2 separate regions of the Homo sapiens genome follow, and region 2 is linked to region 1. Evidence: chromatin loops called from intact Hi-C (ENCODE). Cell type or tissue: endothelial cell of umbilical vein. All regions are shown on one strand.

The links. Hi-C counts contacts between places; a loop is a spot of excess contacts. Peaks named below come from ENCODE experiments on the same cell type or tissue, not always from the same donor. Only the 100,000 strongest peaks of a DNase experiment are listed, where the experiment ranks them.
Region 2: a loop joins it to region 1, with 5 times the contacts of the local background. A loop is called at or near these places in 2 of 110 quality-filtered maps.

Annotation. Positions count from the first base shown.
Region 1 is chrX:150,713,855-150,721,854 of GRCh38, reverse strand. It overlaps MTMR1 (myotubularin related protein 1), which reads right to left. Exons shown (of 16, transcript NM_001306144.3): 4 at 3,155-3,230. It also overlaps the pseudogene CYP2C64P. Among named protein-coding and RNA genes, the nearest start is that of MTMR1, 24 kb to the right of the region's middle. In endothelial cell of umbilical vein, no CTCF peak of the experiment used is centred here; a DNase peak (open chromatin) is centred at 4,874; H3K27ac peaks cover 447 bases.
Region 2 is chrX:150,500,578-150,508,577 of GRCh38, reverse strand. It overlaps MAMLD1 (mastermind like domain containing 1), which reads right to left. Exons shown (of 8, transcript NM_005491.5): 6 at 5,061-5,304. Among named protein-coding and RNA genes, the nearest start is that of MTM1, 64 kb to the left of the region's middle. In endothelial cell of umbilical vein, no CTCF peak of the experiment used is centred here; DNase peaks (open chromatin) are centred at 1,217 and 3,627; H3K27ac peaks cover 4,447 bases.

The DNA.
Region 1 (8,000 bases):
TAAATGACCACAGTTTCCACCTCAAAAGCTACAAAAAGAGTGAATTAAACCCAAAGTAAGCAGAAGAAAGGAAATAATAAAGATCAGAGTGGAAATCAATGAAACAGAAAACAAAGAAAATAATAAAACCAAAAGCTGACTCTTGGAGAAGATCAATAAAATCAATAAACCTCTAGCCAGATGAGAAAAACAAAAAAGAGAAGACATGCACATTAATAATATCAGAAATGAGAAAGATGTCACTGCAAATTCTACAGATATTAAAGAGTAAGGAAATATGACAAATGACTTTATGACAATCATTTGACAACTTGGATTAAATGGACAAAATCCTGGAAAGACATAAACTACCAAAGCTTACCCAAAAGAAAACCACAGTCTAAACAGTCATATAACTACTAAATAAATTAAATTTGTAGTTAAAAACCTTCGCACAAAAGAAACGCAAAGTCCAAGCAGCTTCACTGGTAAACTCTACCAGATATTTAAGTAAGAAATAAGCTATCCCGGAAAACTAAGGAAGAGAATAATTCTCAATTCATTCTATGAAGCCAGCTTTACTCTGATACCAAAACCTGACAAAGCAATTACAAGAAAATTACAGACCAATATCTTTCATAAATGAATATTGACGTAAAACTTCTAAACAAACTTTTAATAAACCAAATCCAAAAATTTATAAAATGGATACTACATAATAAGCAAGCTGAGTTTATCCTGGGAATGCAAGGTTGATTTAACAATCAAAAATTAATTGACGTAACCCAGGATACTATAGGTTAAAGAAGAAAAATCATGGTTACATCAATCAATGCAGAAAGAGCATTTGAGAAAATCTAACATCAATTCCTGATGAAAACTCACAGCAAACTAGGAATAGAAAGGAACTCCCTCAACATGATAAAGGGCACCTATAGTAAAAACCTGCAGCTAACATTATATTTCATGGTGAAAGACTGAAAGCTTTCCCAAGATCAGAAAGAAGACAAGAATGTCCACTCTCACTTCTTCTCTTTAACATTATACTGGAGGTTCAATCAAGAGTAATAGGGTAAGAAAAAGAAATAAAAGGCATTCAAATTGGAAGGGAAAAACTGGAATGCTCATATACGGCTACTAGAAATGTATACTGGTACGACCACTTAGAAAACACATTAGCAGTTTTTTAAAGAAACTGTATAGCTATCATATGATCTAGCCACTTATCTATTAGGTATTTACTCAGGAGAAAAGAAAAGGTATGCTCATACAGACTTGTACATTAGTGTTCACAGCAGCTTTATTTGTAACAGCCGAACAGTAGAAACAACCCAAATATCCACCAACAGATGAATGGATAAGCAAACTGTCATGTAGCCATATAATGGAATTCTATCCAGCAATAAAAAAGAATGACTGTTAACTCATGCCACAATATGGATATCAAAATAATTATTTGATTTGAAGAAGCTAGACAAAAAAAGAACATACTCTATGATTATATTTCCATAAAACATAAGCTAGCCTATAGTGCTTGGGGATGGCGGAGAAGGCAGAGGAAGTAGGGATTATAAAGGGGAATAAGGAAACGAAAACTGGGAGGTGATGGATATGTTTGTTACCTTGACTGTGAATGATGGTTTCTCAGGTGTACACCGTGTCAAAACTCTTCACATTCTGACAATGACAAACTGAAGTAATACTTTAGACGGAGTATTTTACTTCACAATGACCTATTTAAATAGTTTGCCTCCAGGAATATATTTTATTAAAAAGTAGAGGGTCAATTTACTTACCCTTTGCAAGCCACCAGAGGAGCATAAAGCATATTTACATCACTTAAGGATTTGCAGATGTCCTTAAGATCTAACTCTAAGATATTTCCAATAATTCGTATTGGAGTGGGGCCAGGCAGGAGTTTCTCTCTCTCTGAGCTCTGTTTCCAGAGTGAAAGGAAAAGAAAATGGGAGAGAAAGAGCACCAGGACCGCAGCTAAATCCACTGAAGCCTTCTCTTCTTACTACAACAACTGTGAGCTTGCAATCCAAGCTTTTATAACGCTCCCTGCTCATTCAAAATATGTATCTGATGTGCAAAGTTGTCAATCACCTACATGAGCTCTAATCTTTTCTGAGCTCACTTTGACTCACTGACAAATTATAAAACTAAAGTGAAAAACAACCTCTTCACATTTTACATTTTACGCCTGTGTTGTTTACTGTCTGAAGAAGAAGCAGGGGCATGACATAATTACCTCTGCATTTTAAACAGATCATTAAGAAAACAGTATGAGGGCAGAGCTAGAAGAACGCCCAGAGAAGGAACAAAGAGTCCAGAGGACTGCCAGGATAGAATGAAGTCCTAGAACCCAAGGAAATAAAGAATTTCAAAACCAAGGACAAGATAAGCATGGTCCACAGACACAGACTAGGATATTCAGCAGCAATAATTGATTGGAGGATCTGGTGGGAGAGCCCCGCTACTCAAATATTCTTGGCACAAGATGACTATACTCTGAGACTGAGTGCGCCTCTTTGGGAGAAAGCCATGATGGAAGAAGGAAACAGTCTAGAAAACCAGACTGTCCAACCCAACCAAGTGATGAGATGAACGGATCGCATCCAGCTGCCCCTCCCATCCACCCATGGCACAATCAACTACTCCCTGAAAGGCCTGGCAGTACACCATGGAGGGATATGGGAGGCCTCATGCCATCACCTTTAAAAGCCAGGATGGCAACACAAGCCCTTGCCATGCACCAAAATTGTACTTTTTGGGATCTGATAAACCACTAAAATTTCTTTGCTGAGTTCTCAAAACTGTTATTAAAACATGATATAGGTCTCCTATATTTTCCTTATACTGAAGGATTCCAACAAAGCAGTGAACTGACATTACACTGAGTGTCTAATCAGCTTTCAGTTCACCAGGAAAAGTCAGGCCCCTCTTCTGTTGGGAACGCCATCAAATACTCAATTGGAACTTAACGGGATCCTCTGCAGTCTTCTATCTCTTAGGTCATGATGACACTAATGAGGATGAATAGATCTAGTCCATTTGTCCCCTAATTAAGTTGGTCTGGCGGATCTCCAGCACATACATCACCTCCACTTGCAAATTAAGTGCCATTTCATTTTATGGATCTCAAAAAGCGAAGTGTACACACTAAACTTACCAATGGCTTTAATTGATTCTCCTGGGAAAAGTGGAGCCTCTTCCATCTGTGCCAGCTTATTTCCATCCCTTAGAGCCTGGCAAAAAAAAAAAAAAAAAAAAAAAAAAAAAAAAAAAGGACACCAAACGGGAGTAAATCTCACTTTCCGTATACCTGTGAAGAATTTCGGTGTTCTGTGATGTCACTATAAGGCTACAGAAGCGTGCAAAATAAGCACCCAACCCCTTCAAAGACAACTTAAAAGCTTAGCATCACAAGACACCATGCTGCATATTCTAGCAAATTGTTACAACATATTTAAATTTCACAGTTAGGAAGCATTAATACAGAAATGGCTTGACATGACAGAAAGATACTGTAATCACTACACAGATAGCTATTAAAAGGTGTCTCTAGAATTTGCAAATAAGGCCAGAAAAAGGTTACCTTCTGAGCATGAAACTAATACAAATGAAACCAACATGAGCTATAGGTGCTTAGCTAACTGGAGAAATGACCCAGCCTAAGAGAAAGTTTGGGAAGGCCAGAAGTCTAATGAAAATAACCGGAGAACAGTCTCGGTACAGTACACAACTAAGGAAAGGCCTAGGCTTTGCTACTGCAGCCCAGCTATGTGTGTGTGTGTGTGTCTGTGTGTGCTCGTGCACACGGACATGCATGCACAAAGCGTATGACCAGGGACATGAAGAGTGAAGTTGTCAGTGTTCACCCAATCCAGGCCATGAGAGAGTGTGCTCTCATCTGGCAGGCAACAGTATTCCAATCCCTGCTGCGGAGCAGGGTGTTTTCGTCAGGCATGTCTCAAGACAATTTACTTTGCAGTAATTTCATACTCACCAAGCAAATTGCTAATGATTTACTAGGTTTCCTGGCTACAATGATGCTAGGAAAAGGATACCTTAGATGGCCAGAAAAATACACGCCCACGTTTTTAAATTAGCAGATTGGCACTGCAGCCCAGTAGCCACTCCCTTGTGAGCTTGGTTGGATAGTGCCAGATAATTGAGGGGAGGTGAGAAAATGGTGTTCTTGAACTACAAAGCTAGGGACCAAAGCCTGAACTCGGGGTCTATTCCAAGGTACCGCCACCCTGTGAGACGCTGCCAAGGAAACCAGTCACTTTCTCCTTGGCATCTCTGACATAATGTGTCATGAATAAGAATAAGGTGATCAGAACCCCCAGCAATTCCAAAGCTGTATTTCATAGAGCATTACTTTCCCAAGAGATGTGAATAGGTCTTAAAAAATAAATAAATAAATAAAAGTTTGGGAAATGCTGGGTTAAGCAAAACAAGTTCAGCTGCTTTTTTTCTTCTCCTTTTTTTTTTTTTTTTTTTTTTTTTGAGATGGAGTCTCGCTCTGTCGCCAGGCTAGAGTGCAGTGGCACAATCTCAGCTCTCTGCAACCTCTGCCTCCCGGGTTCAAGCAATTCTCCTGCCTCAGCCTCCCGAGTAGCTGGGACTACAGGCGCACACCACCACGCCCGGCTAATTTTTGTACTTTTAGTAGAGACAGGGGTTTCACATTGTTGGCCAGGATGGTCTCCATCTCTTGACCTGGTGATCCGCCCACCTCAGCCTCCCAAAGTGCTGGGATTACAGGCGTGAGCCACCGCGCCCGGCCTCATTTGCTTTTTTTAGTGAGACATCTTTAGTGTGTCAATGCACACCGAATCCGCAAGAGGGCGCCACAGTATAATGCATTCCTCATACCTATTTGATCGGGACTGCTTTTTCCACCTGTTAACATCGGAGGCCACTAGTGTTCAGTGGAAAATAGGTCGAATAATACTACGCTTTCAGCATAATTTTGTAAAGCAAAATATTTTTAAATGGATGTCTTTTATAATTCTAAATTATTGAAAATTCAAAATAGTAATTATTTTCATAGTTACAAGAATATTTCACTATGTTTTATTAAAGGACCTAAAGGTCAATTTAGAAATACTACACATAGTAGTTTCATCACATTTTATACAGGGAAGAAAGCCAAACTATAAATAACAAATTCAATGTTAAATGTTGGTCAGGGCTATGTTAGTTCTACTGGGAGACCACAAAATGACATGGTCCATCCTCCTCCTTATCCAAAGATGCATGGTTAAAATAATATAGATTAGGAATCATCGTTACCTCCAAACAGTTAATTCAATTCAAATTTTTAGCCCAGACTGGTTTTTAAAGACATTTTCTGCCAAAATTTTTTGGAAGTAAACACATTAAGGGTAGGTGTGGAGAACGATTAATGGATTCATTTTTATACTCACATCTGTTTTGGAAATATATTTTATGCAATAAAGCATAAACTAACAGGTATACTTATAAATGTCTGGTTTTAGAAACACTAAAAGATCTCCAATCTTAGAAGCCTTAATTTGAAACTCTGCTTTATTGCCTGAACTAGTGACTAACTGTATAGCATCTCATGAAGTGAGAAAGCTATTTTAATCAATATCAGAGTTTTAAATTACTTCAAATGTTACGTTGTTAAAGCCTATTTTAATGGCTAAATATTATCATGTATTATACAGACTTAAGTTTCTTATATGTTAAAAATAAGTGAAAATAGATTATTTTGAAATATAATTACTAAAGCAAGCTGCTTTAATCAACTGAATCTGGAGGAGCTTAGGAAAGGTATGACTCTCTCTATTTAGAGCAAGCCACATCAAACATTTTAAAGTCCTCAATCCAGGACTAGCTAATAAAATGTTGCATATAGGAGACAGAGGTGATTAGGACCATTTTAAGAATACACAATGCTCTCAAGATAGAAGTTGAAAATCAAGCATTTCTCTTCTCTTCCCATAGTCATGTCAAGTTTGGCTTGAAACTTCTGTGCATTTATATGTCAGTGAGACATAGTAAGGCAAACCTCTAATTGATAAATCTGGGACATGCCTTTTAAATGGCAAAAAAGAACAACTACTGGAATAAAACAAAGAAGTGACCCAATTGCTTCAGATTTCCCCGTAGGAGATTCCTTTTGTAAAAGAAACACATTTAGCTTTAGCATAGAAACTCAAGAGAAGAGTTTTAAAAGCTTGGAGGTTTTTTTGTTTGCTTTGGTGAGTATAGTAGATTCCCTTTATGAAGCTGCTGTTAGGAGAAGGGACTCACACTTGTGCTACATTAAGCTTTTACTGCAACTACAAGGTTGCACAGGACATGATTTGACCCTTGATTTATCCAACCCATGTTCAGCACAATCAAAGGATGGAATATTCTTATGAACTAAATTTGATTTCATAAACACACCCATTCCTCTTGGTGCCATGGCTCAAAGTGTTGCCCAGCTGGGGAATTCCCTCTGATGACCTCATCCCAACTTTGTTCCAGTGACCCTGAAGGTCTAGCCGAAGTCTGCCAGCTCCCTGAATTTGTTCCTGAGGGCTCCAGCCCACCCAACAACCCTGGCCTCTCCGCTACTTTTCTCCTCAGCCTGAATCCAAGCCGCCAGGTGGATAGTTTATATAATGGTTGCATGCCAAAAGCAGTGGCTTTCAAACTGGGCTCTTCAAGTTGCTTCCAGGGTCACCAAAGGAGAGTGGGGCTGGATGATGGTGGACAATGGTGCAGCTGAGCACCTGGGGCATGCCACACATCCCTGGAGCTGCTCTTCTCTTTGTTTCACATAAGCATTGGGGAAAGTACTGCAGCTTTAAAAGACTCCAGAGAGGGTCTAGAGGTACTGAGCAGAGTAAGCACTCAAGAATACTCTATGAATAATTTTGTATTCTGATTAATATATGTACCAATTCCACAAATATCTACATGGTACCAGGTACTGTGTTGGGCATAGATCATGCATATTTGAAGAAAGCAAAGTGTGCACCCTCAAGGAGCACCCTTAGCATATGTATCTGTCCCCTCTATGTCTATGTAAAGGCACTGCAGAATCCTACCGTGATGGAGGGTCATTAACCCCATCAATAACCCTATCTGGGCAAACCAAGAAACACAGACAAACAAATTTCTAGTTGACAAAATGTTGGATAAACCAATTTTTGCAAATAATGTCATATGGAATCTACCAAATTTGGACAGGAGGGCACTACTATTGTGGTAGAGGCATCTGGAAAGCTTTGCTTATTATCTAGAAGTCTAGAATGAAATGGCTTCTAAATACACGATCTGTAGCTACAAACAGATGAACACGTAGAACTTGCCACCTGATCAGCTTCAGCTTCAGAAGGGTAGCCATTGTGTTCTTCCTGAATCTCCTGCACAGCACCAGGTGCATGGACAAGAAAAGGCAAAGAGGAGAAAGAGAAACACGTGCAAACAGACAGGTGAAAGGACAGAATTTCTTTTTTAAGGAGACAGTAAGCATGTAAAAGTCGACACACCTTTCATGACTTTGCAAATCACAACATTTTCCCCCTTGGAGTTAAGGAAATAACATGTAGGCCATCTATAGCATCCACAGCCTAAAATGGAGTATCTATTCTGTGTTTGTGTTGGGGTAGAAAAATGAAAAGCAAACAAACATCATGGATTTCAAAGAATGTACTGTCTTTTCAAAACCAAGCAATAGACAGCATATAGCAAAGAAACAAAATAACAGGCACATAATGTGCTCACAGAAAATAAAGCATACCACAGAAAACTGGTAAAGGGCAAAGTCAAGCCAAAATACAAAGGCAGTTTATAGACATGTATTTTAAACACAGTAAGTATTCATATTACATTGCTCAGGGATCAATTCCACTGCACACATGCATATATCACATGCTGGAGATTATATATATATGTGTATGTGTGTGTGTGTGTGTGTGTGTGTGTATACACACATATATATACATGTCTGTTTCTTATTGCTTATTGCTAATTAAATTCTGTGATTT
Region 2 (8,000 bases), 210 kb after region 1:
GAGGACAAACACATGGCACCGGGAAGACTACACCAGAAGCGATTCCACCAGACTGGGGTTTGCTTTTCTATCCCGCCCTTAGCCTGCTTCCTGTCCTGGTCCCTGCCTCCCCCTCCACTGGAGCTGCCGTGTGGGCAGTGAGGGGCTGTTTCTCAGCTGCCCTATGGAGCTGCCCTCTCCCTGCCAAAGCATTGGCAAGGCGGCAAGGGGTGGGGGTGGGGATGGGGGGTGGGATCTGCCTTCTCAAGCTCTCATTATACTGAGCACGTCTCACCCATTATTTTATGTCATCTAGCAACACCCCATGTGGACACTGAGGAGCATGGGGGTCACATGACCACTGCCCAAGGCCACACCATCCGGATCTGCCTGAGATGGTCAGGGTTGGCAGCCATTTCTGAAGGCAGTCCTTTCGCTTTGGCTCTTCTTGTACCAGTCTCAGGACATCAGGGCAGAAGATCTACAGTCCCCAGCTTACTGATGTGACAGCAGAGGCTCAGAGAGGTTAAATGACTTGCCCAAGGTGACACGGCTAAGAAGTACAGTATCTCCTAACTGCAGACCAGGTGCTTCCGCTGCTTCTGGGGACAGATTCCTGCGTGGCTGGCTAGGTCTAAACGGTCCTTAACTCCATCCCCACCGGTTGCTGCATTAGTTTCATCAAATAACACAGTTGTACAGAGGTAGGGGTTCAGGGGCAGGGGCAGATGGAGGCTGGAGAGTGTGACTAAGGAAACAGCAGGGGAAGTGCGGTAAAGTCCGAAGGGAGGGACGGAAAGAGAAAGCCAAGCCCAGGGGCGTGCCAGACAAAAGGAAAGGCCACGCCGGGGCAGGGCAGGCTTCAGCGGGTGCTGGGGCGTCTTCATCCCGGGAAGCACACATTCCAGAGGACCCCGGAGTCTAATGGAAAAGCTGGCCAGCCTATCACTATGGAAACTGCCAAGGCCACACAGCGCTGCTGACACCCAGCCTGGGTGCCGGTGGCCAGCTCTGCAGGATCTTCAAGTCTGGGGTGCCACCAGCAAGCGACGGTCCTCCATGGTCTCTTCACCTTACGGCAGTGTCCAGAGGCACCGCCAGTCCTCTGCTCCTATGCTGGTCCTGCTGTCCCTGGCCAAAGGAGCCAGAGCATTCTCTCCAGGCCTCCCGAGGAGGCTGCTTCCTTTGTTTTGCAGATGGAGGCTCCCATCCTTTGTTCTGAATCAATGTGCTCCAAAGATAAGCCCCAAGAAAACAGTTGTTGCCTTTTGACACTGACAATTAGAATCGTTGGAAAATGGAGAAAACAGGAAATGACAAATGGTTTCAGTGACCAGGAGGAAACCGTGCCTGAAAGTTGCTGCTTAGTGACTGGGACACTCGCTTTCTGCTCTCTTATGAAGGACAGCCTAGGCCGTGTGGCCTTTTATAAACAAAGCTATGAAGGGGTCGTCAAATTTTCTAGGGCTGCAACTGTGGCACTACGTCCTGTTGTGCCAGGTGACACTGACAAGCAGCACTGAGTTCTATGCAAGCCCAGGTGTGCTTCTCTCATGGTGACCCCCAGAGAACTAAGGCCCAGCTCTTCCTCTGTCACACCCCTCCCAGCCCCCACTGTCAGACAAGGGACCACATTCACAGACAGTCTCAGCCAAGATGGCAACCTTGGAAGTCCTGGGGATGCCTTTCTAGAAGCTTTAGGCTGACGCCAGGGAGCTGTAAAGCCCCCACCTGTCCCTGGGGGTTGTGTGCTGGGCAGGAGAGAGGGGAAAGAGCCCAAACTCCACCACTGCCTGCTGGCACAACTGAGCCCACGCCAGGCACTGCACCAGCTTCACTCACCAGCTACCACATGCTAATGTCTCCTGTTTACCCAGGTGCAATCACCTGAGTGCTGCTTTCTCACCACTGCATGGGAAGAATGATCTCATTACCAATTCAACCACTTAAGCAGGCAAAAGGACTCCAACGGGGGAAAGGCAGAGGACAAACGATTCGGGGACTGAGACAGATGCCCACAAAATGTTCCTGGATTTTAGCCGGATTCGGGCTGAAGTTCCTTGCCCTATGAGCCCTTGGAGGAGAGCATCCTGACTCAGACAAGAATTCAAATGACAAGACTTCTGGGGGATGGCAGTGAATGGATCCAAAGCCTTGTTTTATAAAGAATGTGGAGGAAGGGAGGAAGGAAGGGAGGGAAGGGGAGACTGAGAGGGAGAGAGAATAAAGAAGAGGAAGAGAAGGAAGAGGAGGAGGAGGAAGGGGAGGGGAGAGGAAAAAGGGGAGGGTAGAGGAGGAGGGAGAAGGGGAAGGGAGGACAGAAGAGGGGAGGGAGCGGGGAGATTATCTACCCCTCCATGCTAGGGAACTCCTGTCTCCTTTTCCAGCAGACACTGCTCCATGAGTGCCCCCACAGAGAGCCAGCCTGCCACACAGCAGAAGGTGCTCAGCTATCTGTCCCAAAGGTTGAGCACTAGTGTATTCCACAAGGAAAAAAACCTTCTTTTGTACTGTTTGGAAGCCAGAATTAGAAACAACTCGTTCACCCTTCTGACTTTCCCTTTGCAATGACAGGAAGATAGTATACTGCATGGGACCACCACACATTCAAGATCTGAGTTGTGGGGACCCCCACCCCCACATGGGTGGAGCCCCCTGAGACCCGTGGGCTCTGACTGGCCATGGCCCATAGATAGTGACAACATACACACTGCTATCTGAAGCCTAGTTGGAGGACGGATGGATGCTTTTAGGAAAAAATTCCCTTTAGTCGTCCCTCAGAAACTACAACGGCTTCCTAAAATGAATGGCAGGCAAGTTTTGATTGTTTCCTAAGTTCCCCCTAACTCTCAGAGCCTGTGACTCAGCTTCTCCAGAATGCCTGCAGGGAGGCAGGACCACTGGGAGTAATGAGCACGAATTGGGCCACTTCTCCCAGTGGACTGTTAACGCCGAGATCTGGGGTGGAACCCACTGAACACCTGCCCTTTTGCGTTGCCCAGAATGCAGCCAGAGGGATACGGGCCACAGTAACTCTGGGGCCCCTGAACCTACCTTCCCAAGACCCTGACGGGAAGGTATTGCTTACATGACAGTCCAGTCAGTCCCTCTGTCACTCAGTTAACAAACATGGTCATGGGTCTACTATGGGCCAGGCTCTGTTCCGGGCATGGGGATAACACCGTGTGTCTCTACTCTTATGGACACAAGTAAATCAATCAAAGCAGATAATGTTCTAATGACCACCCAGTAGGGTGAAGGGATGGAGGGTGGGCAGGTGCTGGCAGAAACCTAAGGTCAAGTCATGGGACCCCAATGGGGAACTGGAAACTGCCACACCATTTTCTATGTTAGGGGTCTTTCCTTGCCCTTCTAGAGACCTCACCCATGGTAATGATGCTGCCCTCAGGTTTGAACTGGTCTGAAGCTGTCACTGGGGGCTTCACAAAATGAATGCCACTGAAAGCAAACGGCAGAGATCTGTATATGAAATTCTTTTTACCCTTTGTTTTCTGTCTTCCCACATGATCTATGACTGCTGCAAACTCTATTCTGACTCCTCCTCAGTCTTGGCCGGTCTGGGAAGAACTTGGTTTAGATGCTGGGAATGATCCCGGGCAAAGGAAACAAATATATTTCCAGCTTGCTTTTCTTCTTCCCCTGTGGTGCCTGCATCCTCTGTCTCGCACTGACTCACAGGCTGGACTGACAAAGTGGCTGTGTTGACAGGGAGGATTTAGTGGATGCCAGGCCTGACCCTCAAAGGCCCTCAGGTGGGGCCAATTTCCAAGGTTCTTAGAGAAGATTTGGGGCCACAAATCTGCTCTGCCACTTCACTGCTGGGTGAAAGCTGTTGGCTTGAGAAGAGAGAGAATAGGTGAGGGACAATAATTCTCAAGGCAAGCTAGCTGATATCCTTTCATCTGTGGCTTCCAAAGACAGGGAAAGGCAAGGCAGACCAGGGTGGAAACAGCGACATCCTGAGGGGACGACGTCCGTTTTGCTAATTCTGTTTCCCTGGCAGCTTTGTGCTGGACAAGATTTCTCTGGTTTCAGCTGAAGAGTGAACAGCTGAGGAGCTCTGTGACTCTGAGAGAGAGAGAAATCAATAGCCCTTGAAAGGAAAGCACTGCTTGTTCTTCCAGGCCAGGGCAGGCAGGATAAAGAGAACAAGGCTGTACATACCAAAGCCGAATTTCCATTAAAGGCCAGAATCCTGGGAGGCCCTTTCAGCTTAATGACCATCTTCTGATCACTATCACTTAGAAAATGTTCATGTCTCCAGTTTTCTCTGCAGATAGTGCAGACATCCTGTGCACATTGATATTTTATGCACCAGATGCAATTCTCTGCAAAGGTCCCCTCTGGCTGGTGTCCATCCGCTTGCTCTCATGACCACTGATGCGACTCTGGGGGCAAGTCAAGCCATTCCTTCTAGACTCTAGAATCTAGAGGATGATCCCAACTCACAGGCCTCTTGGACAAGCTTGCTTTGGATTCCTTCTGCCTGTACTACCCAGACTGCCAGTCCTCCAGCAGGGCAATCCAACTTCCTGCCTCTAGGGTGTGGGAGTCCTGGGCGGGGTTTGGAATCCACAGCAGATGGCTGGCAGGAGAGGCAGTTCCCGAGCACCCACTAGGTGCCAAGCAGGCAGGTATCAGGTGCAGGGCTTCGGAGGTGCAGAAGCACAGCCCCTGTCCCCCTCAGGTTCCCAGTCTGGCCTCAGGGACAGACAGGCAGGTAGGTATGGAAACGGGGTACTGGAAGGCATACAGCTGAGGGAGAGAGCAGCTGCACCCTGGTCAATCCCCCACTCATTTCCCTGGAGGTGGGGCTGAGGCACCTGGAGCACTCTGCTTGCTTGGGTTGTCCCTTTGCCAAAGAATGCCGGGCAGAAAGTAGAGAACAAGCAGGCCCAGGAAGCACTAGAAGTCCCTCATGGGTGGACAGAGCTTTACCTTCGGAGCTGTCACCTCCTGTGTTCCTCCCAACAACCCTGTGAGGCAGGCGGGCAGGCTGAGCAGGGGACTGTGCCCCGTTGACAGATGAGGAAAGCGAGGCTCAGGGGGAAGTGACTTACCTGTGGCGTCGCAGCTAGGCAGTAGTGGAGCGGGCACCTGCCTCCAGGCCTTCGGATCCCAGCTGCCCCAGGGCGCTGCCTCTGAGGTGCTGTACGAGGAGGTGACTCGGGCCAGCTCATGAGCAAAGGAGCTGCCGGGCAGGAAGGACTCACTCCCCAGGGCCTGGCAGGACGGGGGCTGTCGCCCGAGGCTGACCTGGGGGTGCCTGGCTTCCCCAAGCTTGCAGGCTTTGTCTACATGAGTCTACAACAACCGATTGAACAATCCATCAGCTGCTTGGCCACAAAATGGTTCTGACTGATCTTGTCACTGCCCTGAGTGTCTAGCTGGGTCATCTGGGTGTTGTGGTTATACCCACCAACTGCTTTGGTGGAACGAAACCAAACAGCTTTGTGATCTTAGCTTGTCTTGGGTCATAGACTTCTTTGAGAACCAGTTATAAGCTATGGTTTCTCTCCACAGAAAAAGCACTTATGGTGTCTCCCCCTTTCCAGCCCACCAACATTTTACATCTAATTTGGGGGGGTTTTCTGGACCACTTAATACCCATCCATGGATCTCATGTGAAGACTCCCCTGGCTTGAGAAATCACTGTCTTGTTGAAAATGGGAACAAAGCTAAGTCAGATAGCTGGTTCATCAGCAATGACTTTGACCAAGCCTGATCCCACCCTACCCCACCCCACCCCAGTGACCACCCCCCACAATGGAGCACACAACTCTAAACTGGTTTGTAGGTATGTGTGTGTGAACACGCTGAGGAATCTGCAAAACCAAATGGTGAGTGCAAAACCAAACAGTCACGAGTAAATCTCACAACAACCACGTCCTGAGCTGCAGCCCTTGTTGAACTATACCCCACTAGGGCCCCAAGATTTTAGGACTTGTGTGTGGGTGGGACCTCCCCTTTCTATCATGCTTTAGAAGACAGGGATTTCACCAGAATTGAACATATTGAACATATGACCCATTTTTTTCAGCCAAAGGCAATTAAAATAACTTCATACTTGATATCCATGTCAGCAAAAGCTGCAAAACGCAAATGGGTGGCTGCTAAGAGCCCTGGTACCCTGACGAGCACACCAAGTGCTTAGCAACAGTGGTGTCCAAAGGACCAGCTGGAAGCCTGCCTTGATGAGAAGTTGCTCTTCTTTCTACATGAAGGAACACCTCTACTCTCCTGCTTTTAATACCTGAGCTGTGAGTGATCATCTATGTCCATTAGCAAACATCCCAGTGGAGAAGGAAACACTCATACCCGAAATCTAAGCTACATAGTTGGAATCACTTCAACTTATTGCAATAAACACTTACTAAGCACCTATTGTGGGCAAGTCTTTGCAATGGATAATAGTTCAGTAGATATTTTGATGTAATATTTGAAATAACAATAAAAATTGCCACCACTGAATTTATTGAGCATTTGCTGTGCTTTAGGCACTAACCCAGGTTCTTTAAATATTTGGTCTTATTCGATCTGTATAAATAGCCATCTATGAGAAAGGGACTATTATTGCCCTTATTTTACAAATGAGGCCAATGAGGCCCAGAGAGGTTAACTAAGTTGCCCAAAATCATACAGCCCACTAGTGGCAGAGCAGGATGCAAACCCAGGCTTGCCTCGTTCCCAAGCCCACATGTCGTTTGCATTGGTGTGGAGGTGTGCATGTGTTTAGTCATTAGCATGTTATATGATAAGCAAGTTTTGAAACATAGAAACTTAAAATGTGCCATTAAGAAAAGTACAGGCAAGGTTTTCCAAGGGGAGGTGTGGACCTCCGGACAAATTTTTAAGAACAAATTATAAATACTTAAAAATGGGAATAAGAAGACAACCTAACTACCTGAACAGTTTTAGAGATGACTCATGCCCACCCTCTAAAACCCAAACAAAAACAACAAAGTCAAGAAAACCCATGAAATCTTAGCAAGCGATTTCTATGTACTTGTGAAAAGGATTTCTTTACCATTCTAATGGGATTTATGCCAACCATAGAGGGCTCAGTGCCCCTCCCATGGGGTGGTTAGTGAGTACAGAGCTGAGCTCACCGGCCATCTGCAGCTTCATGTTATCAAGCTCCAGTTTGTCCTTGGAGCAAGGTTATCTGGGACATGAGCAGAGGCATTGCTTTCTACAATGGACAGTTCTTTCTGCCTGCATACCTAGCTCCTTGATAACTTTAAATACCATTTTATAGCCACACTGGAGTTTTGAAGACCTCAATATGCAAATATTACTCAGGTTCTGATTACTTGTCTGCTCCATGATAACACACTCTAAAAGCAATGAATGGGGCTTATTTGTAGAGAACTGAAGCATTTTAAGCTTTTGCTCAGGAATCCCTGGTAGCTTCCTGTGACTTGCAAGATATTAGTGATGGGTCAAGAAACAGGACCCCCCATCAGCATAACATACGCAGTGCCTCAGTAGTCCATCAGGCAGAAAAAACTGCAGATGGCACATGGAAATGACCAGCGGCGGAAGATACCCCGACAGTGTGGGCAGTTCTATTTCAGCAGCAATCAAGAGGGGGCCTGGAGCCACTCAATCAAGTGGAGCAGGATGGGAGCAAGCACTGTGCAGACCAATGCAATCCCCAGTTAACACAAAAAATAAATAAAAGAGATGAGATTCAGTCTCTTGACTGTGACTGACTGGGAGCTTTATAGCTGATGCTTGTGTCTTTTCTCCATTTTATTTAATTAGGAAAAGAAACTGCTTATCACACACTCTAAGTGTGAGGTACAACCTCCACAGGAAAGGTTGTTAGGAACATTTCAACTTCTAGAAGTTTCTAAACATAAGGTAAATCCATCTTTGTCCTTGGGATCACTGCACATCTCAGAAAGGCAAATAAATCAGTAATTGGTGGGCATAATTACTAGCTCATGGACTGACAAGGTCTACACTATTTCGAATCTCACAGAAGTAAGCCATGG